Regions from separate parts of the Mus musculus genome. Here regions 2, 3, 4 and 5 are each linked to region 1. The links are chromatin loops, found by intact Hi-C in ENCODE. Cell type or tissue: left cerebral cortex. All regions are shown on one strand. Links, peaks and the distances in the headings refer to the core of each region. The heading gives the core; the rest is flanking DNA.

The links. Hi-C counts contacts between places; a loop is a spot of excess contacts. Peaks named below come from ENCODE experiments on the same cell type or tissue, not always from the same donor. Only the 100,000 strongest peaks of a DNase experiment are listed, where the experiment ranks them.
Region 2: it touches region 1 in a loop (5-fold over the local background); 22 of 42 quality-filtered maps call a loop at or near these places.
Region 3: a loop joins it to region 1, with 4 times the contacts of the local background. A loop is called at or near these places in 11 of 42 quality-filtered maps.
Region 4: a loop joins it to region 1, with 2.5 times the contacts of the local background. A loop is called at or near these places in 25 of 42 quality-filtered maps.
Region 5: a loop joins it to region 1, with 3 times the contacts of the local background. A loop is called at or near these places in 2 of 42 quality-filtered maps.

What each region holds. Positions count from the first base shown.
Region 1 is chr7:7,118,167-7,124,111 of GRCm38, reverse strand. Zfp954 (zinc finger protein 954) reads left to right here and starts at 2,636. Exons shown (of 5, transcript NM_172738.3): 1 at 2,636-2,889; 2 at 4,702-4,740. The coding sequence starts at 2,812. In left cerebral cortex, for the core only: a CTCF peak has its summit at 3,137 (motif pointing left); DNase peaks (open chromatin) are centred at 2,602 and 3,054; H3K4me3 peaks cover 1,483 bases; H3K27ac peaks cover 831 bases.
Region 2 is chr7:7,168,333-7,174,277 of GRCm38, reverse strand. It overlaps Zfp418 (zinc finger protein 418), which reads right to left and starts at 2,925. Exons shown (of 4, transcript NM_146179.2): 1 at 2,720-2,925; 2 at 2,103-2,141. The coding sequence starts at 2,746. In left cerebral cortex, for the core only: a CTCF peak has its summit at 2,772; a DNase peak (open chromatin) is centred at 2,940; H3K4me3 peaks cover 1,108 bases; H3K27ac peaks cover 716 bases.
Region 3 is chr7:7,275,730-7,281,674 of GRCm38, reverse strand. It overlaps a transcript of Vmn2r29 not described here. Among named protein-coding and RNA genes, the nearest start is that of Gm45631, 16 kb to the left of the region's middle. In left cerebral cortex, for the core only: a CTCF peak has its summit at 3,191 (motif pointing right); a DNase peak (open chromatin) is centred at 3,361; H3K4me3 peaks cover 941 bases; H3K27ac peaks cover 643 bases.
Region 4 is chr7:7,185,180-7,191,124 of GRCm38, reverse strand. No RefSeq gene overlaps it. Among named protein-coding and RNA genes, the nearest start is that of Zfp418, 17 kb to the right of the region's middle. In left cerebral cortex, for the core only: CTCF peaks have their summits at 2,631 and 3,493 (motif pointing right); DNase peaks (open chromatin) are centred at 2,656, 2,872 and 3,488; H3K4me3 peaks cover 839 bases; H3K27ac peaks cover 256 bases.
Region 5 is chr7:6,937,986-6,943,930 of GRCm38, reverse strand. All of the region lies in intron 5 of Usp29 (ubiquitin specific peptidase 29), which reads right to left. Among named protein-coding and RNA genes, the nearest start is that of Zim3, 36 kb to the left of the region's middle. In left cerebral cortex, for the core only: a CTCF peak has its summit at 3,009 (motif pointing left); DNase peaks (open chromatin) are centred at 2,753 and 2,929.

The DNA of each region.
Region 1 (5,945 bases), core at 438-5,437:
AAATGGATAAATGGGCTGGACAGATAGGGGTGGTGCATAGATAGATAGATAGATAGATAGATAGATAGATAGATAGATAGATAGATAGATAAATATAGATAGATATATATATACATAAATATACAAGACACCTATACATATTACAATTTTAAAATAATAATATTTATTTAAAGCAACTACTATTGAAGACTTATTCTCAGAGGACCATGAAGCTTTTCTGACATAAATCACATTGTAGAATATAATTGATGTCGTTTTGTTTTGTTTTGCTTTGCTTTGCTTTGCTTTGCTTTGCTTTGTTTAAGACAGGGTTCTCTGCAACAGACCTGGCTGGCCTGGAAATCACAAAGTTCCACCTACCTCTGCCTCCCAAGCCCTGGGATTAAAGATGTACACCACTACTCCCACCATAAAAGGTATCTTCAAAAATACAAAACAATCAAAATTATTACTTGTATCTACTCATGTAACAGTCAAGTAAAACTAAAATCTACAAAGTATGCAAAGAAAAACATCAGGAGGAAAATCTAAAAATTCTTAAATTCCAATGTAAATGAAAATACCATGTATGGAGGGACAATGTGGCGCTGTAGGTTCAAGGCCAGCCTGCAGATTTTCATATAGTTCACAGGCAGCCAAGGACATATAAAGATACCCGATTTCAAGAAGGAAGGAAGGAAGGAAGGAAGGAAGGAAGGAAGGAAGGAAGGAAGGAAGGAAGGAAGGAAAAGAAAGGAAGGGAGAGAGGGAAGGAGGGATGGAGGGAGGGAGGGAAGGAGGGAGAGAGGGAGGGAGGACGGAAGGAAGGAAGGAAGGAAGGAAGGAAGGAAGGAAGGAAGGAAGGAAGGAAGAGGGGACGGAAGGAAGGAAGAGAGAGAGAGAGAGAGAGAAGAAAGGAAAAAGGACCCTTGGGATACAAACAGTTCTAAAGAAGGGCTGATAGCTATGAAAGCTGTATCAGTTACCTTTCACATCAATGTGGCAGGATATTTAATATATGTAACATAGGGGACTTCAATTTAGTCATTGAAACTTGTTTTGTCACTCGTTGTCCTGGCTTGAATCAAAGGGTAACAAAAGAAAAAAAACAAAATCCAAGAAGGGCTGGAGTGATTGCTCAGCAGTTAAAAGCACTAGATGCTATTTCAGCCTTTAGGCAAAGAGCAGGCTACATCTGACTATTGTCACTCTGTTCTGTTGTGAGGCCACTTTCCTTGGACAAAGAATCCTTGTCCATCTTATACTGTACCACTTTGTGGAGCTGGTGCTTGCCACATTGCTTGCAGAAAGTCTGGAGTATCTTAGTAATGTTCACATGTTTACAGGAGTAGTACTGGCACAGAAAGGAAATACAATCTTCAGGAGAGTAAAAATAAAAACAATAAAAACAACCTTCTAGGACTGGATTGCTATCAGGGACATCAGCCCTGTGCCTGGGCTCATTATCCAGACCCCAGGGTTCTGTAACATCAGTAGACCGGGGACCATGTACCATCTCATCTGCATCAAGAGTTTGCAGCCCAGCTGACCCAGCTGACCTGAGAGGCTCATGAATAGAGGCATTCCTACTTAAGGCTTAGAATCAGTCACACTAAGGCAGCAGATTTCAGACTTGTCCAGATGTCAGAAGACAAAACCTATCTCCGCTCCTACCTTCCAACCTTGTTTTTCTTTTAGTAAAAGGGTTTCTTGTGTATTACTGGAAATTGCTCTGTAGAGAAAGTTAGCCTTGAACTCCAAGATCCATTTGTCTCTGCCTCTCAAGTGCTGGAATTAAAGGTGTATGAGCCATCTCTTCTGGGTATTGTAGTTCAGACAATGTGGACCATGGGAAACCGGGACAGTTGCAGAAGGGGAAAGTGGAGAAGCGATATGCATGAAATTAACAGGACTTCTGCGGACACTGTCATGATTACAGATACGCCCGTGTTCGCATTTTCCAGAGCAGTCTTGGGGGGGGGGGGGAGTACAGCAAAGCTTCCTAAATGTTCCTAAATGTTCCTTTAATTTTCTCTTAGCACAATAGAAGCATTAATCCTGACGACTCCATAGTGGTGTGAGAAGTGTCTGAATCTAGAGTCCTGTGGTGAAGGAATCTTTGAATCCAATCCAAACATGTCCTTTTCCCCTCTTCCATGGTCACCATTTCTGTATTTATTAGCCCACGAACCTGGCGAGTATCATTTCACACAAGGCAAATGTCTCAAATGCAAAATTCAACTTTGCCCGTCTCCTGTATTTCTAGACATCAAATAAAACAAGGTTTCACTATGTAGCCCTGTCTGGCCTGGAACACACTATGACAGCTTCGAAAACACAGAAATCTACCTGCCTCTGCCTGCAGTTCTGTAATTTAAGAGTTCCAGCAAGCCTGACCTTGTGACTCAGCCTCTACTATTTCTAATCCACATCTAACTCACCTAAGGTAGAAAACGGTGTGGAGAAAATAGTCTCCACGCCAGTGCCAAGAAATCCACTGAAACTTGGTCTTGTCAAGCAGGGCAGTTGTGTCCGGATCGCAGAAATTTGCTCCTGCATGAACTACATTGCCCAGAAAACATTGCATGAAACTCAGCCAATGAAAATGGGCATTTCAGCGACGGCGAGAACCGTTGGGCGGGACTTTTGGCTTTGCGTGCTGGAGGTTCTTTGTAACTTCCTGGACCCGTCAGTATGGCTCACAGAAAACTGGTGTCATCTGCTTTGGCCATGGCAGGAAAGCCGGCACGTTAAAAGCGTTTGTCCCCCGTCACAGAGACGGATCTGAGGTTTGCGACAGCTCGTGTGATCTGATCCAGGCTTCGAGTGCGGATGGCGACTTCCCAGGGCCCCACCATCCTCTGGAGCCCGATGGTGATTGTGGAGGCTGCGGGTGGAGCCCTGCCCCAGGTGAGTGCCTAGTGATCGCCCACCTACCTGAGTTCTAGAGCACTGAGATCTGGGTCAGGAGCCAACAGGGCAGACGTTCATGTCCCCGACTGTAGGGTACGGATGAACGAAATAATGTTTTTTGACATCTGTGTGCTAGATCGCTAGAGCCATCCCCTCTGACTCACAGTGCCTGTTGGACTGTACCTCCCAAGGCTTGTGGGCGGGCCTGAGCTCGGAGACAGAGCCCTGGGGTGACCTCTACTGGCGTTTTAGATGAGGGAAAAAGGGCCCAGTACCCCTAAGGACCTGACTTTTGTTTATAGAGAGACTGGTAGCCATGGAAGATTTGAACAGAGGTGAAACTTGATCTATTCAAACTTTCCCAAGCATCTCCGGGGGAATATTGAGCAAGGATGAAGTTATGTGGATGGAGACAGAGATCTATGAATCCTTAGGTAAATGCTGTGGACTAATGCAGCAGTTAGGGTTGTAGACCATAGAGGGAGAGATTAGTCTTCAAATATCTGAATTTTTTTGAGACATATGTAAACGAGGCTATGTAAACGAGGCTAGAATCAAACTTGCAATCCTTTAGAGTGATTGGATTAAAGGCAGGACCTCCCACTTCCTGCTTGTTTGACTTTAAAGTAGTACTTTCTTTCCCTTTTATTATTCATTCATTCATTTACTTACTTACTTACTTACTTATGTGAAAACATTCAGCATTTAACTAAAGTCTGCTGTGTTAACTACTTTTCCCCCTGGAACTCAGGTCTGGCTGGCCTATGTAGCCAGTGCTTGCCTCAGTCTCCGAGATCTGCCTTCCTTTGCCTTCCAAGTGTTGCAGTTAAAGGGATGCACACCATGCTTACCCAATAACTTTTTTTTTTCATTTTCCCCTTGGCTTTTTATAGAGACAGGGTTTCTCTGTGTAGCCCTGACTGTCCTGGAACTCTCTCTGTAAATCAGCCTAGCCCTGAACTCAAAGATCTACCTGTCTCTGCCTCCCTAGTTCTGGCATTAAAGGAGCGTGCCACCACTGCCTGACATCTTTTTTGGTTTTTTGAGACAGGCTTTTTCTGTATAGGATTAAAGATGAAAGCCACCACCACCTGCCTCCCAATTGTATATAGATAAACCTATACATTCTAAAACAATTGTGTGTTTGTGAAATTCTCGACACAAGCATTAGTGAGGTGCATAGGAAACAGCTGTACTGAGTACTTCACGCATAGGACTCAGTTTGGTGCAATCACTTTCCTTTTGAGCTAGGATTGTGTGGCGGTATTAATGAGAATGATTTCCATAGGCTGATGTATTTGAATGCTTAGTCACCAGGGAGTGGCACTGTTTGAGAAAAACTAAGAGGTGTGGCCTTGTTAAAGGAAGTGTGTAGCTGGGAGAGTTTGCCAAGGCTAGTGTCTCTCTCTGCCCGAACCCCACCCCTCTTTCCTGCTGCATCTATATTAGGACGCAAAGCTCACATCAGCTACTGTGCCAGTACCACACCAGTCTGCTTCCCACCATGATAATGATAATGGACTAACCCCCATGAAACTATAAGCAAGCCCTACTTAAATGCTTTTGTAAGAGTTGCCTTGGCCATGGTACCTCTTCACAACAACAAAGCAGTAACTGAGACAGGCTGCCATGCTTATCCTCAGGTAACAAACTGAAGAGATTGATTCTTTGTCCAAGGTCACCCAGTAAGAGACACCATTAAGGGATGGAGCCCAGTGGGTACCCGACTGCATGTATGAGAGGGGACTTGGGTGAAATTTTGGGATACCAACACTCTTGCTTATTATTCCCAACCTTGTTTTTCTACAGGTTTCCCAGTATTCAGTGAAACCTGCCAACCAGGAAGAGGTAAGTGGAGGGTGCCCAGGAATCACACTCCTGACTTAACACATAAGGGACCTCAGGGACGGTGGTGTCCTGGGACTCTGTGCTGGAATTGTCTCTGTCCTTTTGTGATAGTTTGTTTATGCTTGGCCCAGAGAGTGGCACTAATAGGAGGTGTGGCCTTGTTGGAATAGGTGTGTCACTGTGGGCATGGGCTTAAGACCCTCACCCTAGCTTCCTGGAAGCCAGTATTCTGTTAGCATCCTTCAGATGACGATGTAGAACTCTCAGCTCCTCCTGCACCATGCCTGCCTGGATGTTGCCATGCTCCTGCCCTGTGATAATGGACTGAACCTCTGAACCTGTAAGCCAGCCTCAAATGTTGTCCTTTATAAGGGTTGCCTTAGTCATGGTGTCTTTTCACAGCAGTAAAACCCTGACTAAGACACCTTCCATTGGATTTCCCTGGCACATGCTCAGAATGAAAGGTCCCCACGTCCACAGCAGGGATTACATGGCTAGGTTTCCCTTTATGGTAACCATTGGCTGAAGATTCAAAGGTCTTAAAGCTCCAGTGATGACATTAGACCAGGCCTGGAAGTGAGATGGGTTGGGGATGATTAGAAATGCTCAGGCATGCATGAGATCAGCTGGTTTTAGTGGAAGGTAGGAATTGTGGTAGCACAGCAGCTGAGGGCTAAGTCTGCATACTGAGATGAAAATGGAGGCTCAGTGTGAAGACTGATGTGTGTGCCCTGCGGTCATGTACAGATGGCTTCCTGGCCTTTGTGCCAGGGACAGAGTGGACAACAGTGACCCAAATGTGGTCTGTGTGAGACAGATGATTGGGAGGAGCCCAGATGAATTCCCTGATAGCCTGATAGAAAGGAGGGACTTTCCTTGGCAGCCTTCTAGCTTGGATTGATTCCAGCTGTGGTGGTTTCAACGGAGATGTCCCACATTGGCTCATAGACTTGAATACTTGGTCCTCATTGGTTAAAAGTCTGGGGAGAATTATGAGATATGGCCTTGTTGAAGGAGATGGAGGTGGGCTTGTATGTTTTTAAAGCTCTTGTCATTTCCAGTTAACTCTCTTAGCTTGCTACCTATGGATCATGATGTATTTAATTTCTCAGCTAGTGCTCCAGTGCCATGTATGCCTGTAGCCATGCTCCCTGCCATGAAAGTTACAGACCCAACCTCTGAAGCCCCAATAAACTTGTTGTTGT
Region 2 (5,945 bases), core at 410-5,409, 50 kb before region 1:
TGAGGCTTTTTGGGGGTTTTTTTGTTGGTTTTTTTGTTTGTTTGTTTGTTTGTTTTTTAAATGACTTTTTGCTTTAAGCAACAGGTGGTAATTTTTTATTTTTTTTTGAAATATAGCCATTTCCCTTTGCATGTGGTAGGTCTTTCTGTACCTGTTATACTACCAAGAGCAGAAGCTGTGGTACCCACTCTTATCCCAGCCAGTCCACAGTCATTCATGCACTAAAGCACTAAAGCAAGGGCCCTATTACAGCTGATTCTTTGCTCACAAATCAAGTCACGGAGTCCTACTGCAATGGTAGGAGGGGTACAAAATGCCTGTTAACCAAAGAAAGTGTCTCTGTGTGTGTGTGTGTGTGTGTGTGTGTGTGTGTGTGTGTGTGTCTGGGTGTGTCTGGGTGTGTCTGGGTGGGACACCCTGAACCCAAGACAATTCCAAACACATTTAAAGATAACACTACTCAAATGTCCCTCTCCATGTACTTAAAGACTTTGGAAAGCTTATCAATCAACTTTGTTCTGCAATTTTCCTAGGGTTCCTCCATAAAACCAAGAAAGTGTCTGTTATCCAAGTCGCAGGGCCTGCTAACATTTTCCATCTCTATGTGTTTCACTTAGTCCACACCTCTCTTATAACAGCTCATTCCCACAGCCACCTCAAACTCCACAGCATATACCACAGGCATCTCCTTGGGCTCCTGCATTACTTAGCAGGAGGTATCTAGAGAAAGCTTCATATATGGAGGCAAGATCCATCACTACCCAAATTTTGAGGCTTCCTAGTGTCAGAGGCAGCTGCCATCCTCTCTTAATGCCTTGCTGGCTGACTCTGTTCCTTGCTCCAGTGTTAGCCACCATCATACATGTGGCATTTAATGCCACTTCAACAGTCACAGGTTTCCTCTAACAAAGCTCTACCAAAAAGTCTAGCTACAGGGGCCTCCTCTGCAGATACACTGATTCTCCCAGATGAACACTTTGCGCTCTCAATTCCTAGAATGAAACTCTTCACTTTTCAGACACTTCAAGAATCCTTCCTAAATGTTGGTGCGATGTGTGTGTGTGTGTGTGTGTGTGTGTGTGTGTGTGTGTGTATGGTGTTATGCTTATGGTATTACTAACAAGACCAGCTTCCTTTTGGCCATGATGGCAGACTCTCATTGTATAAGCACTTAGGAGGCTGAGGCAGGAAGGAGTATCACCTGATCAAAGGAGTTAAGAAAAAGCCTTCAGGACACTCCCTAACACCCTAGAGCTCCCAGGGACTAAACCACCAATCAAAGAGTACATATGGAGGGACCCATGACTCCAGCTGGATATGTAGCAGAGGATGGCCTTATTTGGCATCAATGGCATCCTTGGTTCTATGGAGGCTTGATGTCCCAGAGCAGGTGAATGCTAAGGCAGTGAGGTGGGAGAGCTCCCTCACAGAAGCAGAGAGGAGGGGGATAGGATAGGGGGTTTGTGGAGGGGAAACTGGGAAGGGGGATAACATTTTAAAAGTATTAAAATAATAAAATAAAGCTGATTCTGTTTCCTAATCCACCCGTATTCAAGGATAAACAGCAGCCTTCAGCAATCAGGATGTCTCCATGCTTAATTTTCCCCAGAGTTGTAGATCTGTGTGACTAGCCAGCGGCTGACATTCCCACTATACTACTGGGTTTTGAAATCTCAGTCTCCCTCTTTTTGTATTTATTTATTTATTTATTTATTTATTTATTTATTTATTTATTTTCTCCCAGTATGCATATGTATGTGAGTGTACAAGTAGAAAAGCAGGGCACAATTTTCAGGAATCAGTTCTCTCCCTTTATCATGTAGGTTCTGGGGACTGACTTAAGTACTCAGGCTTGGTAGCAAGTGCCTTTACCAACTGAGCTATCTTATCAATCACTCATTCTTTCTTAGGGTCTCACCATGTATCCCAGGCTGGCTTTGAACGTGCCTTGGTCCTCTCTAGTGTTCAGACTCCAGGGATATGCCTCCATGCTAAATGTTACATTCCATTCTTAAGAACCCCCACAAAAATGAATTCCACTACCAACGTGAGGCAAGAAGTGTGGCCACACTGGTGAACTTACTAGAACACCCCACACTCACCTGTATACAGACCATACCCTTTTCTGTAGATCTGGGAACCTGTGGGAAGAAAGTTGTAAGAATCAAAGACCATGGTAAGTTTTCATGGACCTGGACCCCTGTCCAGTCCTGAATCTTCATAACCTTTTATATCTAAATTATCTCTAAACTATGCATAGTGCTGAGTCATAGCAGCTGCGGGATGTTGCACAAAGCTTTATTCTCCTGAGGGCTCCATATTATTCTCTTCCAGCCCGCTCTAACTCTGTGCAGCTTTTGGAATATTTTGAATAACCTCTAGCTACATTTATCTTCCATTCAGTCCCGCTGGCTCCTCCGTAGTGAGGGCATAGTTAATGCACCTCACCTTGCCGTTTTTTTAGGCTGGAATGCTCCCGGTTAAAGTGGCCAAACGTGATACTGCCCACACAAATCAGTCAATCACTCTTCTCTTGGTCCCACTCTTCCATGCCTCATCAGACTAGTTACGAGAAATGCGGATCCCATCCACGAGCTTGGCACTGTTCTGGACACAGGGATTAAGTTTTTCATAAGGATGTGAGCTGAGCGGGAGTCCTCAAGGGGCTCTAGGACTCAAAGTATCTAGGGAGAGGGAGCGCCTAGTATGTGGCACTTACCTGAGCCAGGTGCTTCAGCGCCGCCATCCGGCTCTGTAGAGTACGCAGGGGCCGGTGCACGGCCGCCGCGGCTGATGATGGTCTGCTTGGCCGACACCCAGTGCCTGTTCGCTCTCGTACCTTTAGTCTAACTTGCTGATTTTAAAGCTCAGAATCCTCCAAATACCAACCCATGGACAGTTAAACCAAAGACAGGACAAAATGCAGGAAGTACCGCCCAATGTCTGTCGACCTTCCCAGGCAGAAACTGCCCTCTTTGGCTCAGCAGTTTGCTACTCTGCTCTTGGCATTGTGGGTAATGTAGTTCCTACTGCTCAGGCTTGAACCAACAGCAGCCCATAATCCATCCTCACAATGATCTTAATTTGTTTCAGAATATTTCTGCAGTAAAGGAAGAGTGGGGATTTTATTTGGGATTTTATTTGGGGGAACCTATATGTATTTATAAAGGAAAACACTCCAGATGCAATGCTGACACATCTCTGACCATGCTTAGTGAAGAAATATGTTGCTACTTATGGAAAGATATTCGACACACTGTAGCATGTTTTAAATAGAGATAATTTAGCCCAAATTTTGAAAGTTAAAACAGCAGACAGGAAAAACTTTTCGAGCCTCTCTTGAGAGGTTTTGTAAGCCACTCTGCATTTAGAATGAGTGAGTTAAATATAGAGTAAGCCAAATTGAAGAATAAATATGAAGAAAGAAATACCAAAACATCTAGTTGGGAGAAAATATCCAGCAAAAACCAAACAAGGCAGCCATCTGTGAGTCCTAATGGGGGAGATCCCCCGCAGAACAATGTCCTATCAGGTAACTTCAGGAAAGAACAAGGAGCACCATAAAGGGACAACATCATCCAATCAGGTATTCACAGCACTAGCAGAAGCTAACAGGGTGGGGAGGGCAAGGTGAGGCAATGACGGAGTTCCTGACTGAGCTTTCTCCCCAGGCATGAGCTTCCTATGGCTGAATTGTTCTTTTTCAATACAATAACTTATTAATGTATTATTTGTTTCTTTGTTTTAAGACAAGGCATCACTTCATAAGCCTGGCTGGCCTGGAACTCACTATGTAAACTACGCTGTTCCCTAACTCATAGGGATCCTCCTGTCTCTGGAGTGCTGGAATTAAAGGCATGGGCCATCACTCTGGGCACATTACAGAGATTTTTATATCCTAGGAGAAACAGTAGTAAATTTTGTTAGAAATGTTCACTTTATACCTGTTCTGAAGGACACACAATTTAACATTCAGGCTGTTTTGCTTTTCCCTCTGAATGAAAATTAAGACACAATAGCTCCAGGGTATGGTGGAAGAGGAAATTTTTATTGTAGATGTAAGGGAGAGTATAGACTGAGGCATCTAGAAAGATTCAGACAGACCAAGAGAGAGAGAGAATTCAAGGGAAGAAGTGAAGAGAAGAGACAGAGACAGAGACAGAGACAGAGACAGAGACAGAGAAGGGGTAGGGGGTAGGAGCAAGCTGATCAAGAGAGGCAAGAGTAAGCCAAGAGATCCTGTGGCTGAGGAAAGAGAAATTGAGGGAACTTAAGGGAGGTCCCTGGGTTAGCGTAGGGTGCAGAGTGAGAAGTGCCTACAGGAGCAAAAGGTACTGGCTGAGACTAGAGGCCAAGCAGACAATAGTATTCTTATAGCCCCTTGTTTCTCTGGGACTTGACACCCTCTTCATCACAGAACTTGAGAAGGGAGCAGCTCAACTCCAGACAAGGGACTTCAGAAAAGCACTTCCAAGGGAGTGCTTTTTCTAAGTTGACTTCAAGAGCCTCATCAAAGAAAAGTTTCATTGGATGATGTATGGGTGTGGATGTGTGTGTATGTAGGGGGGTGGTAATGGAGATCTGATATCTTGCACAGGTTATGTATTCACTAAATCACCTTTTAAAGAGAAAGTAAAGGTTTTGGTTCCCAGACTCCACTGAGACTAGTCTGCACAGGTGAGAGTGTGGACTACAGAAGATAACAGCTTCTGGGACAGGTCCCATTTCAGGGCTTCACCTTCTGCCAGGAGGCAAGTCTGAACACCAGATGTCTGTGCACCTTCCCTGAAAGAGGAGAGCCTGACAGCAGAGAGTGTTCTGACCACTGAAACTCAGGAGGGAGCTAGTCTCCCTGGTCTCCTGGTAGGGAATAACAGAATCACGAGGGGAACGATCTCTAACGAGAGACAACTATAATAACTGACTCCAGAGTTTACCAGATGGCAAAAGGCAAACACAAGAATCTTACTAACAGGACCAAGACCACTCACCATCATCAGAACGCAGCACTTCCACCTGACCCAGTCCAGGACACCCCAACACACCAGAAAACCTAGACCCAGATTTAAAGGCATATCTCATGATGATGGTAGAAGACATCAAGAAGGTCTTTAATAACTCACTTAAAAAAATACAGGAGAACACTGCTAAACAGGTAGAAGACCTTAAAGAGGTAGCACAAAAATCCTTTAAAGTATTGCAAGAAAACACGACCAAACAGGTGATGGAATTGAATAAAACCATCCAAGACCTAAAAAGGGAAGTAGACACAATAAAGAAAACACAAAGTGAGGCAACGCTGGAGATAGAAAACCTAGGAAAGAAATTTGGAACCATAGATGCAAGCATCAGCAACAGAATACAAGAGATGGAATGGAGAATCTCAGGTACAGAAGATTCCATAGAGAACATCGGCACAACAATCAAAGAAAATAAAAAATGCAAAAAATCCTAACTAAAAACATCCAGGAAATCCAGGACATAATGAGAAGACCAAACCTACAGATAATAGGAGTAGATAAGAATGAAGATTTTCAACTTAAAGGACCAGCAAATATCTTCAACAAAATTATAGAAGAAAACTTCCCAAACCTAAAGAAAGAGATGCCCATGAACATATGAGAAGCCTACAGAACTCCAAATAGACTAGACCAGAAAAGAAATTCCTCCCGACATATAATAATCAGAACAACAAATACATTAAATAAAGAGAGAATATTAAAAGCAGTAAGGGGCAAAGGTCAAGTAACATATAAAGGCAGGCCTATCAGAATTACACCAGATTTTTCACCAGAGACTATGAAAGCCAGATGATGCTGGACAGAAGTTATACAGACCCTAAGAGAACACAAATGCCAGCCCAGGCTACTATACACAGCCAAACTCTCAATTACAATGGATGGAGAAACAAAAGTTTTCCACGACAAAACCAAATTCACAAATTA
Region 3 (5,945 bases), core at 290-5,289, 160 kb before region 1:
CGTGTGTGTGTGTGTGTGTGTGTGTGTGTGTGTGTGTGTGTGAAATAGCTTAAAAAACAATGCATGGCAGGAGAAGCATAGCCAAAGGACAGCAAAACCACATACTTCCCTTTTAATCTAGCAGAGTCCATGGAGGAAGAAAAGGGGATAAGTTTACTCTGGGCCAAAGTTACCAAGGGGGAAGTGAAAGCACTGTGTCTTTCTCCTACAGTGTACCTTGGAGGTGCTCAGAACTCAATGAAATTATTCAAAGTGTGACTGGACTGAAATGTGTCAGGCTTCTTTTCATTTGCAAGATGATCCTCTAATGTGGGGTTGAGGATCAAAGCTGTGCTTAGACTGGCAGGTTAAGAGCAAGAATGGGGAGTGTGCTGTGGAGACTGCCTTTTTCCCAGGGAGCTCCTCTCTCAAGGACTTATTTGCCATTGAATAAGCTCCCAAGGGAAACGCACTGCCCTGCTCTTTGACACTTTGATGAAAGCCCCTAGTTTTGAACTCTGAGGACATTCTCTGTATCCCATTCACTTGGTGGTCTGATACGAACTGGGAGATGAGGGTGAAATACACATCTTTACCCAGTAATGTTCCTCCCTCTTTCCAGGACCAAAGTCTTCGGATGGCTTCCTGACAGAAGCTAGCATTTCATTTCAAGAACACTGACAATATTTGTTTCCTTCAGGTTGTTTGAACATTGGACCAATATATGGAGAAAACACTAAGTTCACTTAATTCAGGTCTACACATTGTACAAGCTTTAGAATTTCACGTGATGTGGAAAGTGAAGCATTCAGAGAAAATTGCTTTATCATTGCTGCCCAACACAGACAGTTGGAATCCTGGTAAAGACTGAATTGGTTCCCATTAAATTCCTATGGTGAAGCCCCAACCCTAAAGTTATGGCGGTTGAGGGTAGGACATGCACCTTTATGGCATGAGCCATAAAGTTAAATGGAGTTATTTGGGTAGATCCTTATCTCAGCAGGACTAATGTCCTTAAAAAATTGGAAGAACCCAAAAAGTATCTATACAGAGAGGAGGCCATCTAAAGACACAGCAGGATCATAGTAGTGCCCATCTGTCTTTCATCCTAGGAGATAAACCTTACAGAAACTTGCCTTGCTGATTCCTTGCTCTTACACTTTAATTCAACCACCACATCTGTGGCATTTTGTTATAGCAGTACAGGCTGATTGATGCCGAGACAGAAACTCAGCTTGGCAGATTGGGCTGAGCACCATTTTTGTTCCATGAAACAGCTTCAGTTCAATTTTACTGAATTGTAAGTCATTGTAAACATAGATTTTGCTAAGTGTGCTGGTATATGTTTGGTAATCCTAACCCACAGGAACCTGAAACAGGAGGATTGCTCGCATGCACACACACACACACACACACACACACAGCCAAAATCAAGGAGTCCCAAGCAGCTTGAGTTATAGTCACAGTTGTTCCTGGCTTTATCCATATTCAAGCATCCACTCTCCAGTTGTTATTTAACATGCTTTCATAGGGCGTTCTGTCTGCTTTCCTCCCTCTTGTAGATGTTCCTGTGACACAAAGGGGAGGGAACAATATTTACTCACCCTCTTAATGTGACAGATGAGGAAACTAACTCCAGAAAGTTACCATATTTCCTAGACTGCTTAAAGCCCAGTGTGGTCAGAAATAGCCTAATATGTTCACTATATGGAGCCAACATGGCTACCCTTGAACACATGCAGCTTTCTTCATATTAACTACTGGGTAGTACAGCATGACCTGACTTCATTATGCTGCAGTTAAATGGCAACATGCTTTCTTCCTTTGTGTGCATTGTCACTTTACACAGGCTCCATAATTCTGAGGAGAGGCTGCTGTGGCTTCCTTTCCGAGCACTCTCTCCTGCCTCCTTTTTCAGTGTGATGGAGATGGAGTGAACAAATATTTTTCTGCTTACCTGGTGATGGATTTTTTTCAAAGAAAATTTCACATCCTGTCTGTAGAAAAATTCACTTTGCTAAGAGAACACGAAATGCTAGACTGTTATTAAATGTCTAATAAAAGAGTGAAAGGTTAAGTTGCTGTGAATGTTCATAGGGTACAGTATCAAAGGAGCCCTATTTACATCCTAGTCTCTGTAAACAATGCTCCCTTGGTTTGTAGAGTTCGGATAACCCTATAAGAACAACTCTGGGAACTGTGTCCCTGATGCAGTAGGTAAAGTGCTTGCTGTGCAATTGTGAGTTGGTATCTCCAACACTGTCATAAAAGCTGTGTGTGGTATTGCATATCTGCAACACCTGCACTAGGAGGTACATGGATCAGAAAATAAGAGTGTTGCTTGAAGCTCATTGGCTCTAGTCCAGTCTAGCTGAATCAATGAGTTCTAGGCTCAATGAAAGGGTGTGTAAAAATAAAAAAGGTAGTTAACAATGCACGCAGACTCATAAGTTGACCTCTGACCTTGACATATAAGTGCACAAACAAGTACATATACCACACATATACATTTACACACACACACACAGAGAGAGAGAGAGAGGGAGAGAGAGAGAGAGAGAGAGAGAGAGAGAGGACATACAGACACAGACCCTAAGATACTGACGCTCTGACACTCTGTATAAGTTGAAAATGATAGAAATTTGGAAGAGGGGATGGTATGTATATTTGGTCAGAAGTTTATGTTTTATTTTACATATCCAGTAACATAAAATTAAGAGTAGAGTGTTTTTGGTTTGTTGATGCAGTCTTACTTTGTATCTCAGACTTGCCTGGTGCTCCTTATGTAAGTCGGGCTAACCCAAACATATGATGCTCCTCTTGCATTTGCTTACTTTGTGCTAGTATTAATGGGAATATACTATAATGTCTTACTTCATTTCTTATACTAAGAAAATACCTTATATTTGGACTTTCTACAGTGTGGTCAAGTTGTGACAGTAGCTTTAACCACCCTTTATAAATTGATTACAATCTTAAAATTGAAACCACTTTAATGTATATATAGGTTGACATATTCTGGGTTCACACATATGCAAAGAGTGGTGAGCCATCAATGATAATAAAAGAAAAATGAATGTGCACGTAGATTCTTTTAAAAAGTATCAAAAACCAAAAACAAGTGTCATTTGAAAAAAGGAAAATCGAACGGTCACGATGACCGCATTCTTCTCTGTCACCACCAGGTGGCGACAGAGAGCACGCCGGAAAAAACTTCCTCCAAGGGGTCGGATGTGCCTGCTTCATCCCGGCCAGGGTGAGGGGAAGCCGGCCAGGCTGGTGGATCCGACCCCGCGAGGCGGTCGCGTTTTCCATCGGTCAATCCCCGGGAGGTTGTACTTTGTGAGATACAGGAAGTGCCTCCATTTTGGACAGGAAGTCGGGCCCAGGCGCTCATGGGAGCTGTAGTGCGTCTAGGGCCCAGCGCCGATCTCCGGGGCCACCCGGTGGCGAAAAACGCGCAAGTGCACCCCCGGTTCTCTGCCTCGTGGGGACGGATCTGGGACCCGAAGGCCAGCCGTGGTTCCAGACGAGCGGTGTGGCCGTGGCGGCGGCGTCCCCGGGCAGACGGGGGTTCAGGTCCGCGTCCGCTGCTCCAGGTTGTACCTGTAGGAGTGCAGGGACAGAGCCTCTCTCTGTCTCTCTGTCTCTGTGTCTAAGTCTCTCTCTCTGTCCCTCTGTCTGACTCTAAGTCTCTCTCTCCTCCTCCTCCTCCTCCCTTCCACCCGGGGCTGCCTGGCGTCGGCGTCCGCCATCGAGGGACCCATCCCGGCTTCCACGAGTCCCGCAGCCCCCGGTTCTCCCTTCTCCTTCCTTCTCCTTCCTTCTCCTTCCTTCTCCCTCCTTCTCCCTCGTTCCTTCTCCCCGGGGACCAAGCCCGAGTCCGCTTCCGACCGCGAGGCCCCGTCCCGGCTTCCCTGTGTGCCTCGTCGCCCCTGGGTCTGTCTGTCTGTCTCTCTCCAAGCTTCCCTGTTTGCTTCCATCCCGGCCTGCCTGGCCTCTGCCATGGCCCGCGCAGCTCGGGTCTCTGCGTCAGTCTGTCCCCCTATCCTGGTTCTCCCCCTGCCTCCCTCCCTTCTCCTTCCTTCTTCTACCTTATATCTTGGGAATCCTAGGTTTTGGGCTAATATCCACTTATCAGTGAGTACATATTGTGTGAGTTCTTTTGTGATTGGGTTACCTCACTCAGGATGATGCCCTCCAGGTCCATCCATTTGCCTAGGAATTTCATAAATTCATTCTTTTTAATAGCTGAGTAGTACTCCATTGTGTAAATGTACCACATTTTCTGTATCCATTCCTCTGTTGAGGGGCATCTGGGTTCTTTCCAGTTTCTGGCTATTATAAATAAGGCTGCTATGAACATAGTGGAGCATGTGTCCTTCTTACCAGTTGGAACATCTTCTGGATATATGCCCAGGAGAGGTATTGCTGGATCCTCCGGTAGTACTATGTCCAATTTCCTGAGGAACCGCCAGACTGATTTCCAGAGTGGTTGTACAAGCCTGCACTCCCACCAACAATGGAGGAGTGTTCCTCTTTCTGCACATCCTCGCCAGCATCTGCTGTCACCTGAATTTTTGATCTTAGCCATTCTGACTGGTGTGAGGTGGAATCTCAGGGTTGTTTTGATTTGCATTTCCCTGATGATTAAGGATGTTGAACATTTTTTCAGGTGCTTCTCTGCCATTCGGTATTCCTCAGGTGAGAATTCTTTGTTCAGTTCTGAGCCCCATTTTTTAATGGGGTTGTTCGATTTTCTGAAGTCCACCTTCTTGAGTTCTTTATATATGTTGGATATTAGTCCCCTATCTGATTTAGGATAGGTAAAGATCCTTTCCCAATCTGTTTGTGGTCTCTTTGTCTTATTGACTGTGTCTTTTGCCTTGCAGAAACTTTGCAGTTTCATGAGGTCCCATTTGTCAATTCTCAATCTTACAGTACAAGCCATTGCTGTTCTGTTCAGGAATTTTTCCCCTGTGCCCATATCTTCAAGGCTTTTTCCCACTTTCTCCTCTATAAGTTTCAGTGTCTCTGGTTTTATGTGGAGTTCCTTGATCCACTTAGATTTGACCTTAGTACAAGGAGATAAGTATGGATCGATTCGCATTCTTCTACACGATAACAACCAGTTGTGCCAGCACCAATTGTTGAAAATGCTGTCTTTCTTCCACTGGATGGTTTTAACTCCCTTGTCGAAGATCAAGTGACCATAGGTGTGTGGGTTCATTTCTGGGTCTTCAATTCTATTCCATTGGTCTACTTGTCTGTCTCTATACCAGTACCATGCAGTTTTTATCACAATTGCTCTGTAGTAAAGCTTTAGGTCAGGCATGGTGATTCCACCAGAAGTTCTTTTATCCTTGAGAAGAGTTTTTGCTATCCTAGGTTTTTTGTTATTCCAGATGAATTTGCAAATTGCTCCTTCTAATTCGTTGAAGAATTGAGTTGGAATTTTGATGGGGATTGCATTGAATCTGTAGATTGCTTTTGGCAAAATAGCCATTTTTACAATGTTGATCCTGCCAATCCATGAGAATGGGAGATCTTTCCATCTTCTGAGATCTTCTTTAATTTCTTTCTTCAGAGATTTGAAGTTTTTATCATACAGATCTTTCACTTCCTTAGTTAGAGTCACGCCAAAGTATTTTATATCATTTGTGACTATTGAGAAGGGTGTTGTTTCCCTAATTTCTTTCTCAGCCTGTTTATTCTTTGTATAGAGAAAGGCCATTGACTTGTTTGAGTTTATTTTATATCCAGCTACTTCACCGAAGCTGTTTATCAGGTTTAGGAGTTCTCTGGTAGAATTTTTAGGGTCACTTATATATACTATCATATCATCTGCAAAAAGTGATATTTTGACTTCCTCTTTTCCAATTTGTATCCCCTTGATCTCCTTTTGTTGTCGAATTGCTCTGGCTAATACTTCAAGTACTATGTTGAAAAGGTAGGGAGAAAGTGGG
Region 4 (5,945 bases), core at 349-5,348, 67 kb before region 1:
TGGCTTGTGCTGTAAGATCAAGAATTTACAAATGGGATCTCATAAAATTACAAAGCTTCTGTAAGGCAAAAGACACTGTCAATAAGATAAAAAGGCCACCAACAGATTGGGAAAGGATTTTTACCAATCCTAAATCAGATAGAGGACTAATATCCAATATATACAAAGAGCTGGACTCCAGAAATTCAAATAACCATATTTAAAATGGGGTTGAGAGCTATACAAAGAATTCTCAACTGAGGAATACCGAATGACTGAGAAGCACCTGAAAAAATGTTCAACATCCTTAATCATCAGGGAAATGCAAATCAAAACAACCCTGAGATTCCACCTCACACCAGTCAGAATGGTTAACATCAAAAATTCAGGAGACAGCAGATGCTGGTGAGAATGTGGAGAAAGAGGAACACTCTTCCATTGCTGGTGGGATTGCAACCTTGTACAACCACTCTAGAAATCAGTCTGGCGATTCCTCAGAAAATTGGACATAGTACTACCGGTGGATCCAGCAATACCTCTCCTGGGCATATATCCAGAAGATGTTCCAACTGGTAATAAGGACACATGCTCCACTATGTTCATAGCAGCCTTATTTATAATAGCCAGAAGTTGGAAAGAACTCAGATGTCCCTCAACAGAGGAATGGATACAGAAAATGTGGTACATTTACACAATGGAGTACTACTCAGCTATTAAAAACAATGAATTTATGAAATTCTCAGAAAAATGGATGACTCTGGAGGATATCATCCTCAGTGAGGTAACCAAATCTCAAAAGAACTCATGTGATATGCACTCACTGATAAGTGGATATTAGCCCAGAAACTTAGAATACCCAAGATACAATTTGCAAAACACAAAAAAAAAAAAAAATCAAGAAGGAAGACCAAAGTGTGGATACTTCATTTTTCCTTAGAAAAGGGAACAAAATACACATGGAAGGAGTTACAGAGACAAAGTTTGGAGCTGAGACAAAAGGATGGACCATCCAGAAACTACCCCACCCGGGGATCCATCCCATAATCAGCCACTAAACCCAGACACTATTGCATATGCCAGCAAGATTTTGCTAAAAGGACCCTGGTATAGCTGTCTCTTGTGAGGCTATGCCAGTGCCTGGCAAATACAGAAGTGGATGCACATAGTCATCTATAGGATGGAACACAGGGCCCCCAATGGAGGAGCTAGAGAAAGTACCCAAGGAGCGGAAAGGGTCTGTAACCCTATAGGAGGAACAACAATATGAACTAACCAGTACCCCTGTAGCTCGTGTCTCTAGCTGCATGTGTAGCAGAAGATGGCCTGGTCGGCCATCACAGGGAAGAGAGGCCCCTTGGTCTTGTAAACTTTATATGACCTAGTCCGGGGGAACACCAGGGCCAAGAAGTGGGAGTGAGAGGGTAGGGGAACAGGGTGGGGGTAGGATATAGGGAAATTTCAGGATAGCATTTGAAATGTAAATAAAGAAAATAACTAATAAAAAAAAGCTAAAAAAAAAAAAAACCCGAAGTAAGCAAATTTCAGCTGGAAAGCAAGTATCTATGGACTGCCTGGACTAAACTATGCGTCTCAAAGTTCACGTCAACATTCTATTCTTCAGTATGACCATACTCAATGGCAGTCTCTGTTTGGAGATAATTAAGTTTAAATGAGGACAGAAGAGTCCTGCTCCCATCTGACAGAACTATGATCTTACAAAGAGAAGCGCCTGGTGTGGTGGTGCAAACCTTTATTTTCAGCACTCAGAGGCAAAAAGCAGCTGGATCTCTGTTAGCTGAAGTCCAGCCTGGTCTACATAGTGAGTTCCATGCTAGTTAGAGTGGTATGCTATTGCAAAATAAATACAAAAGAAGAAGAAGAAGAAGAAGAAGAAGAAGAAGAAGAAGAAGAAGAAGAAGGAAGAAGAAGGAGAAGAAGAAGGAGAAGAAGAAGAAGGAAGAAGAAGGAGAAGGAGAAGGAGAAGGAGAAGAAGAAGAAGAAGAAGAAGAAGAAGAAGAAGAAGAAGAAGGAAGAAGAAGAAGAAGAAGAAGAAGAAGAAGAAGAAGAAGAAGAAGAAGAAGAAGAAGAAGGAAGAAGAAGGAGAAGAAGAAGGAGAAGAAGAAGAAGGAAGAAGAAGGAGAAGGAGAAGGAGAAGGAGAAGATGATGATGATGATAGTGGAATGAAAATGAACAAAGTATGTGATATGCATTATGAAAACATTACATGAAACTCGTTTGTTTAATTACTATAGGCTAAAAGAAATAAGAAAAGGGGACTAAGGATGACCTGGCAGTTAGGAGCACATGCGTTCCCTAAGCCCAAGAGTCTGAAAGGGTGGGGTCCACCCTGGGATCTGGGATCTAAGGCTTACAATGCTCTGTAGCTCCTGTTAAAGGTGAATCTGCCGCTGCCATCTCACCCCCAGAGACACCTGCACACACACACACACACACACACACACACACACACACACACACACACACCAAATCGAATTCTACAATCAACTTAAAAATAGTTATGATAAAAACCTAAAAAATTGGAATCACTTGAGTTATTATACTCGTCTCTCACTCAGGAGAACGCAACAGGTTTTGCCACTGAGGCAGCAGCCCAAGTACTCTGCAAATGCTGGAGCATCCCTCACCGCGGCCGGTTGGTGGCGACAGAGCTCCTCACCTGTCCTCTCTGCCCATCTTAGTCACCACGCCACACTCTTGTATCTCCGATAGGGAGAAAACAACAACAACAACAACAACAACAACAACAACAAACCCAGCGCAGCTACAAGGACCACTGGGCAGAGTTAGAAAAATCTAGGAAATCTCGCCCATAGCTTGCGGCCCTAACACAGAAAAGATCTTTCCGAGAGACCATTGGTCCAGCCGTTTGCCACTCTATGAATTGTGGGTAATGTAGTTTCCTTAGCTCCTCCACCTTCTCAGTCGGTCTCAGTGGCAATTTTATGCATACCAATCAGGATTCTGGAAACTGCTAAAAGTATAAGAATAATAATCCACTCACGGAAAAGCGCAGGATTGGGATAAACAACGTCTAGGATCGAGTTCCGGTCCTGTGTGATAAGAAGGACCCCTGGCGTTATCTCAAATAAGCCTTAGATTCCAGATCCCAGGGTGGACCCCACCCTTTCAGACTCTTGGGCTTAGGGAACTGCAGCAGAAAATACAGAGTAGAAAGAAAAAAAAAAAAAAAAAGACTTAGAACTGTTTGAGTCATATGGCATCAGTAAGACCAACCAAACCAAACAACAACAATCTGATGTTTTGGAGTCTCTTGGGATCTCTTCATATCTATGAACTGGTAAAGTAGAGCTGGGTGAGGACTGGGTGTCTGGAGGGAGAAGCTGGATTTGGAGCCATCTGTAGCTGTTCAGAATGCGATTAATATGGCTGTGCATTACCCCTAAGACGATGTTTGCGATCTTTATCTTTCGTTCGTTCTTTTTTAAATATTTATTTTTATCTCTATGTGTACCCACGCAGGCCAGAAGAGGGTGTCAGATCCCCCAGAGCGGGGGTAAAGGTCAGGCATTAGCAGTCTAACAGAAGTGCTAGGGACTGAACTTGGGTACACTGGTTGACCTCTTAACTGCTGAGACATCTCTTCAGCCTCTTAAGATTTTCTCAAGTGCTGGTTTGGAGGTTCTAGCAGGAGAGAGCAGCTACTCACATACTCTTCATCAAATACTGGTCTTTCTCTGCTAGGAAATGTTTTCTTCTTGGACCAAGCTCACACAATGTTCCATATTTTTCCTGATGCTGTGAACCACAATGGACTCAATTAATTTAAACCCATCTTGAAGTTTTTAAATATAAGTTACCTTAACTGAAATCACTAGTATAAGTAAAATACATTCTCCAAAAAAAGATCGGAATACTTATGTTCTTTGTAGCTTTATTAATAGTCTTCAATTAGCAATTAGCCACTTGGCCATTAACACATGACCACTGACTTGTCCACAGAATTCTGGATAACAATAAAAATTATGTGTTCATATAGGTAACAGTAATGAGCCAATTATCCAATATGGAAATAATTAGAAAACAGTGTGGACACTTCGCCTCTTCTTAGAATTGGGAACAAAACACCCATGGAAGGACTTACAGACACAAAGTTCGGAGCTGAGACGAAAGGATGGACCATCCAGAGACTGCCCCACCCGGGGATCCGTCCCATAATCAGCCACCAAACCCAGACACTATTGCATACACCAGCAAGATTTTGCTGAAAGGACCCTGATATAGCTGTCTCTTGTGAGACTATGCTGGGCCTCGCAAACACATAAGTGGATGCTCACAGTCAGCTATTGGATGGAACACAGGGCCCCAATGGAGGAGCTAGAGAAAGTACCTAAGGAGCTGAAGGGGTCTGCAACCCTATAGGTGAAACAATATGAACTAACCAGTAACCCCGGAGCTCGTGTCTCCAGCTGCAATGGTAGCAGAAGATGGCCTAGTCGGCCATCTTTGGGAAGAGAGGCCCCTTGGTCTTGCAAACTTTATATGCCCCAGTACAGGGGAAACACCAGGACCAAGAAGTAGGAGTGGGTGGGTAGGGGAGCATGGCGAGGGGAAGGATATAGGAGACTTTCAGGATAGCATTTGAAATGTAAATGAATACCTAATTTAAAAAAAAAAAGAAATTTGTAAAATATTTGGAAGAAAAAAAAACAGGCAAACACTTTCAGATTCTGTTCAAATAAAATTATAAGAGCTACAAATTAAACCATTTTGAAAGTAAGCAAATCACCAAATACCTAAAACCCCACGGAAAACATAATACAAGAGCAGAAAAATTCTGGATTGAAACATTATTGATATCATGATGGTTTTAAGGTTTTATAACCTGTTCAATGCTTATACCATAAAAAATTGTACACACAAATGCACATCTGCTATACATCAGTGTGTTAATTTTGCATAACCAAAGGAATGATTTACATTGGTTCAGTTTCAAAGGCTTTCAGTCTGTCAAAATGGAGGATATGGGGGTGTGGTAGGGTGCAGCTTAGCTCAAGGCAACAAACAGGAACACATGGGGAAGGCTGCTCACAACATGGTATTAAGCAGACTGGCAGCAACAACTGGGGGCTTGGTTCTCAACCTTCCTAGTGCTGTCACCCTTTAATATGTACCTCATGTTGTGGTGACCTGCAACCATAAAACTATTTTGTTGCGACTTCATAACAATAATTTTGCTACTATTCTGAACTGTATTATAAATTATGTGACTACCAAAGGGGTCACATACGGTTCCAAAGGGGTTGAGAATTGCTGAACTAGGGGTTGGTATAACTTTCAACACCTGCTTTTAATCACCAACTCCTGCTCACTTTTGCCACAACTCCAAAGATTCCACTGCTTGCCAATGTAGCAAGGTTTTTAAAACGTGAGAGGCAATTCAGATTCAAACCATAAAATCCCATTCCTGGCTCCCAGAGGCTCACAGCTCTCTTATGATGCAAAAAAAAAAAAAAAAAAAAAAAAAAAAAAAAAATTCATTTCCCCCAACTTCAACAGTCTTATTTATGTCTTAACAGTTTCAATACTGTTCAGAGGCCCCTTTCTTATGTGAGCAAAGGTTAAACTCTAAACTGAGCAAAGTAAAACCAAAAAGGGGGGGGTTGTAAATCCAAAATAACAGTGGCACAGACTAAACATACCTACTTCAAAAGGGAAGAATTGGGCCACAGAAGGGAGGGATGGAAACTAAGGAGAGCAACAAACAATATGGAAAAAACCCAAATTCTGTAGCACTACTTCTGGGATCAGGATCACTTGAGATCTAATAGGCTTGAGTATGCCTAACCCTGAGGCCTTGTCACATACCACCCAGCATCTCGGGCTATGCCTGGAATTGGTGGAAGCCTCTACACACTCCTCTGTAACTTATATCCTGCCTGCCTGTAAAAGGAGCACCACGTTAGTGCTACAAACACTGCCAGCT
Region 5 (5,945 bases), core at 383-5,382, 180 kb after region 1:
GAGGAGAGAGTGGGGAAAAGCCTCGAAGATATGGGCACAGGGGAAAAATTCCTGAATAGAACAGCAATGGCTTGCGCTGTAAGATCGAGAATTGACAAATGGGACCTCATGAAACTGCAAAGCTTCTGCAAGGCAAAAGATACTGTCAATAAGACAAAAAGACCACCAACAGATTGGGAAAGGATCTTTACCTATCCTAAACCAGATAGGGGACTAATATCCAATATATATAAAGAACTGAAGAGGTTGGACTCCAGAAAATCAAATAACCCCATTAAAAAATGGGGCTCAGAATTGAACAAAGAATTCTCACCTGAGGAATACCGAATGGCAGAGAAGCACCTGAAAAAATGTTCAACATCCTTAATTATCAGGGAAATGCAAATCAAAACAACCCTGAGATTCCACCTCACACCAGTCAGAATGGCTAAGATCAAAAATTCAGGTGACAGCAGATGCTGGCGTGGATGTGGAGAAAGAGGAACACTCCTCCATTTTTGGTGGGATTGCAAGCTTGTACAACCACTCTGGAAATCAGTCTGGCGGTTCCTTAGAAAATTGGACATAGTACTACCGGAGGATCCAGCAATACCTCTTCTGGGCATATATCCAGAAGATGCCCCAACCGGTATGAAGGACACATGCTCCACTGTGTTCATAGCAGCCTTCTTTATAATAGCCAGAAGCTGGAAAGAACCCAGATGCCCCTCAACAGAGGAACGGATACAGAAAATGTGGTACATTTACACAATGGAGTACTACTCAACTATTAAAAAGAATGAATTTATGAAATTCCTAGGCAAATGGATGGACCTGGAGGGCATCATCCTGAGGGAGGTAACACAATCACAAAGGAACTCACACAATATGTACTCACTGATAAGTGGATATTAGCCCAAAACTTAGGATACCCAAGATATAAGATACAATTTGCCAAGTGCATGAAACTCTAGAAGAATGAAGACCAAAAAGTGTGGACACTGTGCCCCTTCTTAGAATTGGGAACAAAACACCCATGGAAGGAGTTACAGAGACAAAGTTTGGAGCTGTGACAAAAGGATGGACCATCTAGAGACTGCCATATCTAGGGATCCACCCCATAATCAGCTTCCAAACGCTGACACCATTGCATACACTAGCAAGATTTCGCTGAAAGGACCCAGATATAGCTGTCTCTTGAGAGACTATGCCGGGGCCTAGCAAACACAGAAGTGGATGCTCACAGTCAGCTATTGGATGGATCACAGGGCTCCCAATGGAGGAGCTAGAGAAAGTACCCAAGGAGCTAAAGGGGTCTGCAACCCTATAGGTGGAACAACATTATGAACTAACCAGTACCCCGGAGCTCTTGTCTCTAGCTGCATATGTATCAAAAGATGGCCTAGTCGGCCATCACTGGAAAGAGAGGCCCATTGGACTTGCAAACTTTATATGCCCCAGTACAGGGGAACGCCAGGGCCAAAAAAATGGGAGTGGGTGGGGAGGGGGGGAGGGTATGGGGGACTTTTGGGATAGCATTGGAAATGTAATTGAGGAAAATACATAATAAATTAAGAAAAAAAAGTTAATAACGGAGCTGAAAGCTTTCCATCCCTGACTGAAACATCCTTACTCAGTGTTTGCCTATCTAAAACGTTCTTTTACACAAAGTCAAGAAATGCGGGTAAAAATGTAGCTCATGGGTAGAGCACCTGCTCAGCGCGCACACGGTCCTGGGAGGCATTCCCAGCACCACAGAAACAACCACGCCACACAGCCTTTAGTCCCAGCACTCGGGAGGCAGAGGCAAGATGATCTCTGGGAGGGAGGTTAAGGCCAGTCTAGTGCACACCGTAGTCCAAGTCAGCTAAGCCTACGTGATAGTCAGACCCTGTCTCAAACAAGAGCAGCAGCAACCACCACCAAAACAAAACGGCAGCAGAGGTTGGTATTCAGGTAAAAATAAAAGATAAAAGTGCATGAGAAAGCCTCTAAGAAAGCATATTTTAAGTCTTTTCACACACAAATAGGTATATGGGGCGATGCCTATGAAAACAGCTTAATTTTTTTTTTTTTTTTTTTTTGGTTTTTCGAGACAGGGTTTCTCTGTATATCTCTGTATAGCCCTGGCTGTCCTGGAACTCACTTTGTAGACCAGGCTGGCCTGGAACTCAGAAATCCACCCGCCTCTGCCTCCCGAGTACTGGGATTAAAGGTGTGTGCCACCACACCCGGCTTAATGTAGCAATTCTAACAAGTATCGCTACAATATATATTCACTGAATTTTCTTAGATTGATTTATTTTATGTGTGTGAGTGTTTTGCCTGCATGGAGGTATGTGCACCATGGGAAGAGGGTATTTAACCGCTGGGATGGAAGTATGGATGGTTGTGAGCTGCTGCGTGGGTACTGGAAACTGAACCTGGAACCATCTATATGAGCAACATGTTGCTCTTAACCACTGACACATCTCTCTTGCCTCCTAGATTCTTTGTTGTTGTTCTTTTATTTGGTTTGGTTTGGTTTTTCAAAACAGGGTTTCTCTGTGTAGCCCTGACTATCCTGGAACTCCCTGTGTAGACCAGGCTTGCCTGGAACTCAGAGATCTGCCTGCCTCTGTTAAAGGCGTGCGGCACCCCATTGTCCAGCTCTAGATTCATTTTTTGACTTGTCAGCCAGTAAGCAAAATGATAGATCTGGGGATATATCCCAGTTGCTTAACTTGCAGGGAGCCCTGCACTCGCTACCTAGCAGCGCATAAAACTGGACACCATGAAGCATGCCTATTACTTTGCAAGTGGAGGATCAGGACTTCAAGATCACCTCAGGCTAAGACGCAGTAAATTCAGGGTTAGCCTGTGCCACATAAGACCCTGCCTCAAAATGAAACAAGCCATAAAAGAGAAACATACATCACATGTATGTACATACGTGTACACACACGCGCGCGCGCGCGCGCGCCATGCTGGGGGGGGGGTGCCTTTTTTTTGGTTCGGTGTCTACCGCCATCTGGTGGCAGCAAGTAGCAATTGCTACAGAAATTCACAGGCTCAGTTAAGACCAAGCCTTCAGGAATGCAGGTATTTGGAGGCATTTGGAGACATCAGTGACTCAGAAAAAGCACATATCTGCGTGGCCTTAGCTCCACTCACTATGTAGTGGTCTTTCTTACTTCTCTTAATTGAATCTCCACGTGTATATGTATGTAGATACATTGCAGAATTGTAAAAGTTCAAGTTAAAGGTAAGTATACTTGGGTTGTTCACGCTGTATTCTGATTCTTGTATTTTTTTTTCTTCCATTTTTTTTCTTCCAGCCTTTCTGACTTAAAATGGAAACGTATTTTGACAGGCTTATCTGATTAAATCTATTGTCTCAGAAATCCCCTTTTATGTTTTTAAAGATTTATTTATTTTTATTTTATGTGTATAGGTGCTGTGCCTGCTTGTTCTATGAATCACTTTGGTGCAGTGTCCTCCCTTGGAGGGAGGCTAGAGGAGGGCATAGAATCCCCTGGAACTCTATGGGTACTTGGAATTGAGCCTGGGTCCTCCACAAGGTCTGTAAGTTCTGTTTTAATCTCTCTCTCTCTCTCTCTCTCTCTCTCTCTCTCTCTCTCTCTCTCTCTCTCTCTCTCTCTCTCTCTGAAGCAAGGTTTCTCAATGTAGTCTTAGCTATCCTGGTACTCACTATGTAGACCAGGCTGGCCTGGAACTCACAGATCCTCTTGCTCCTGTCTCAGGAGTGCTGGGATGAAAGGTGTATGTCACCATGCCCAGCCAGTAAGTTACTGAACTATCTCTGCTTAGAGAGATGGGGTGGGAGGGGGAGGTTCTGGGGAAGTGGGAGAGGAGAAACATACAAACATCCATTGACAGTTCACTGCTTTGCAGGCAACAGAACTTCCTGTATCCCAGAGGCAGCCACTGCCTTATACCCTTCCTACCCACCACTAATCTGCTAAACTCCAAATCCGTAGCAGCCTCAAGGAAGGGTGGGACAATGCGATTATCTTCCTGACTACTGCTTTAGACTCTATTTAGTCCCTGAATTAACCTCCTTAGCCCTCCCCCCTCTAAGCTTGGATACCTCTTCTTCTTTTTTTCTTTTTAATTTCCTTTCTTTTTTTCTTTTATTCTTCTCTCAGACATTATATCCTGGCCACAGTTTCTCCTCCCAGATCCACTCTTCCTGTTTACCTTCAAAAACAAACAACAAAAGCAAAACTGAGGGAACATGGCATACCAAGTTGCAATTAAACTACGCACAAAGCCTCCTATCAGGGCTGAATGAAGCTGGACTACGCAAGCCAGTGGGAGGAAAAGGGTCCCAAGAGCAGGCAAAAGAGTCAGAGTCACCCCTGACTCCCATCTTCAAGCGTTCCGCAAGAACACCAAGCTACACGACCATAACATATATGTAGAGGGCCCAGTGCAGACCCATAGAGGTTGTTTGACTGCCACGTCAGTCTCTGTAGCCCCTATGAACCTTGATTAGTTGATTCTTAAAAACAAAACAAAACTTTCTTTATTTTATTTTAATTTTATGTGTATGAGTATTTGCGTGCATATATGTATGTGTGCCTGGTACTTGAGGCCAGGTGGTGGTGGGGGGCGGGGGGTCTCATGTGTAGCCCTGGAAGTCGCTATTACTTAGATCAAGATGGCCTCAAATGTACAGAAATCCACCTGGTCCTGAGTGTGGAGATTAAAGGCATGTGCCACCATACCAGACAGCTACAGCCTTCCAAATGAAGAAACTCACGTCTACAGGTCATTGTTGGATCCCTATCCCAGTCTCTCCCATGGTGAGCGGACGACATTAACAAAGGATATTTCTCCTCAAATCCTCCTCTCAGCACATCTGTCTGTAGACCCTGGAATGTATTTAAAATGAGAATCTGGTGCTACTTCTGGGGCTGAGGAGGGAGCTGGGCCAAGTCAGCAGGTGTTAGGGGAGATGTCTCAGGCTGAGTTTGGGGTCAGGTTAAGACATCTCCCAAGAGGCACTGTGTAACCAGACCATTGAGAGATGGATGGCTACTGAAAGGAAAAGCATCATCTCGGGACCCCCAAGACCAAGTTCTAAGCACAAAGGAGCAGGGAAGTAAGAGAGACACAGGAGGCAGAGGATGGGGAAGAAGGGAGAGGTTATAGGGATATTTGTCCCAAAGGACAATGGAACAAAGGACTGCCTCTGAAGGAAACAGACGTGGCACCGAGGAGCATGACAGTTTATAAAGGTAAAGGGGAAACCCTGTGCTAGGATGAGGTGTTTAATTTTAATTGGGCATGTTTATTAGGTGAGCCAAAGGGGGCTTTTGACTGCTGGACTTTAATACTTTGATAGCTGGACCTTGGTAGTCAGACTAGGGAGGAGCAAGTGGCCAAATAAGGGACTAGACCTTGGAGGCTAGCTTTAGGAATGTAGTCTAAGGGGTTTTAGCAAGGCAGAGGGAATGGAGGAGAAGGGCAAGGCTTGCCAGAGCTGCACTCACCACACTGGCCAGAGCCCCTTCAAACTGTCTGCACTCCCCCAGCTGCCCAAATCCTGTGTTGTCAGAATTAGGATTAGGCCCACATCCAGCATGCTGGCGACCCAAGAGATCAGAAGACAGAAGTACACAGAGGAATGACTTCGGGAGAGCAGTGCGTGTGTCTAGCCTCTGAGCCGAGCCACTGCCATCATGGGGAGTTCAGCAGCCACCACCATGCAAAAGGGGCCCCCTTGACAGTTTTTCTTCTTCTCATTGGAGGGGTGGGAAGCATCACAGGACTCTCTCCAGAGTATATGTGACCTAAGGGAGGGGCTGGAACACATAGGACCTTCGTCTCTGCATCCACGTCCCTATGGACAACCCTCACCTATGCTCTGCAAGCAAGCAAGCCCAATAAACTTCGGTGATATGTTATCTTGGTTTGTCATTGGGACCTTTGGAGTACTGGTTGACATTGTTTATGTCTAA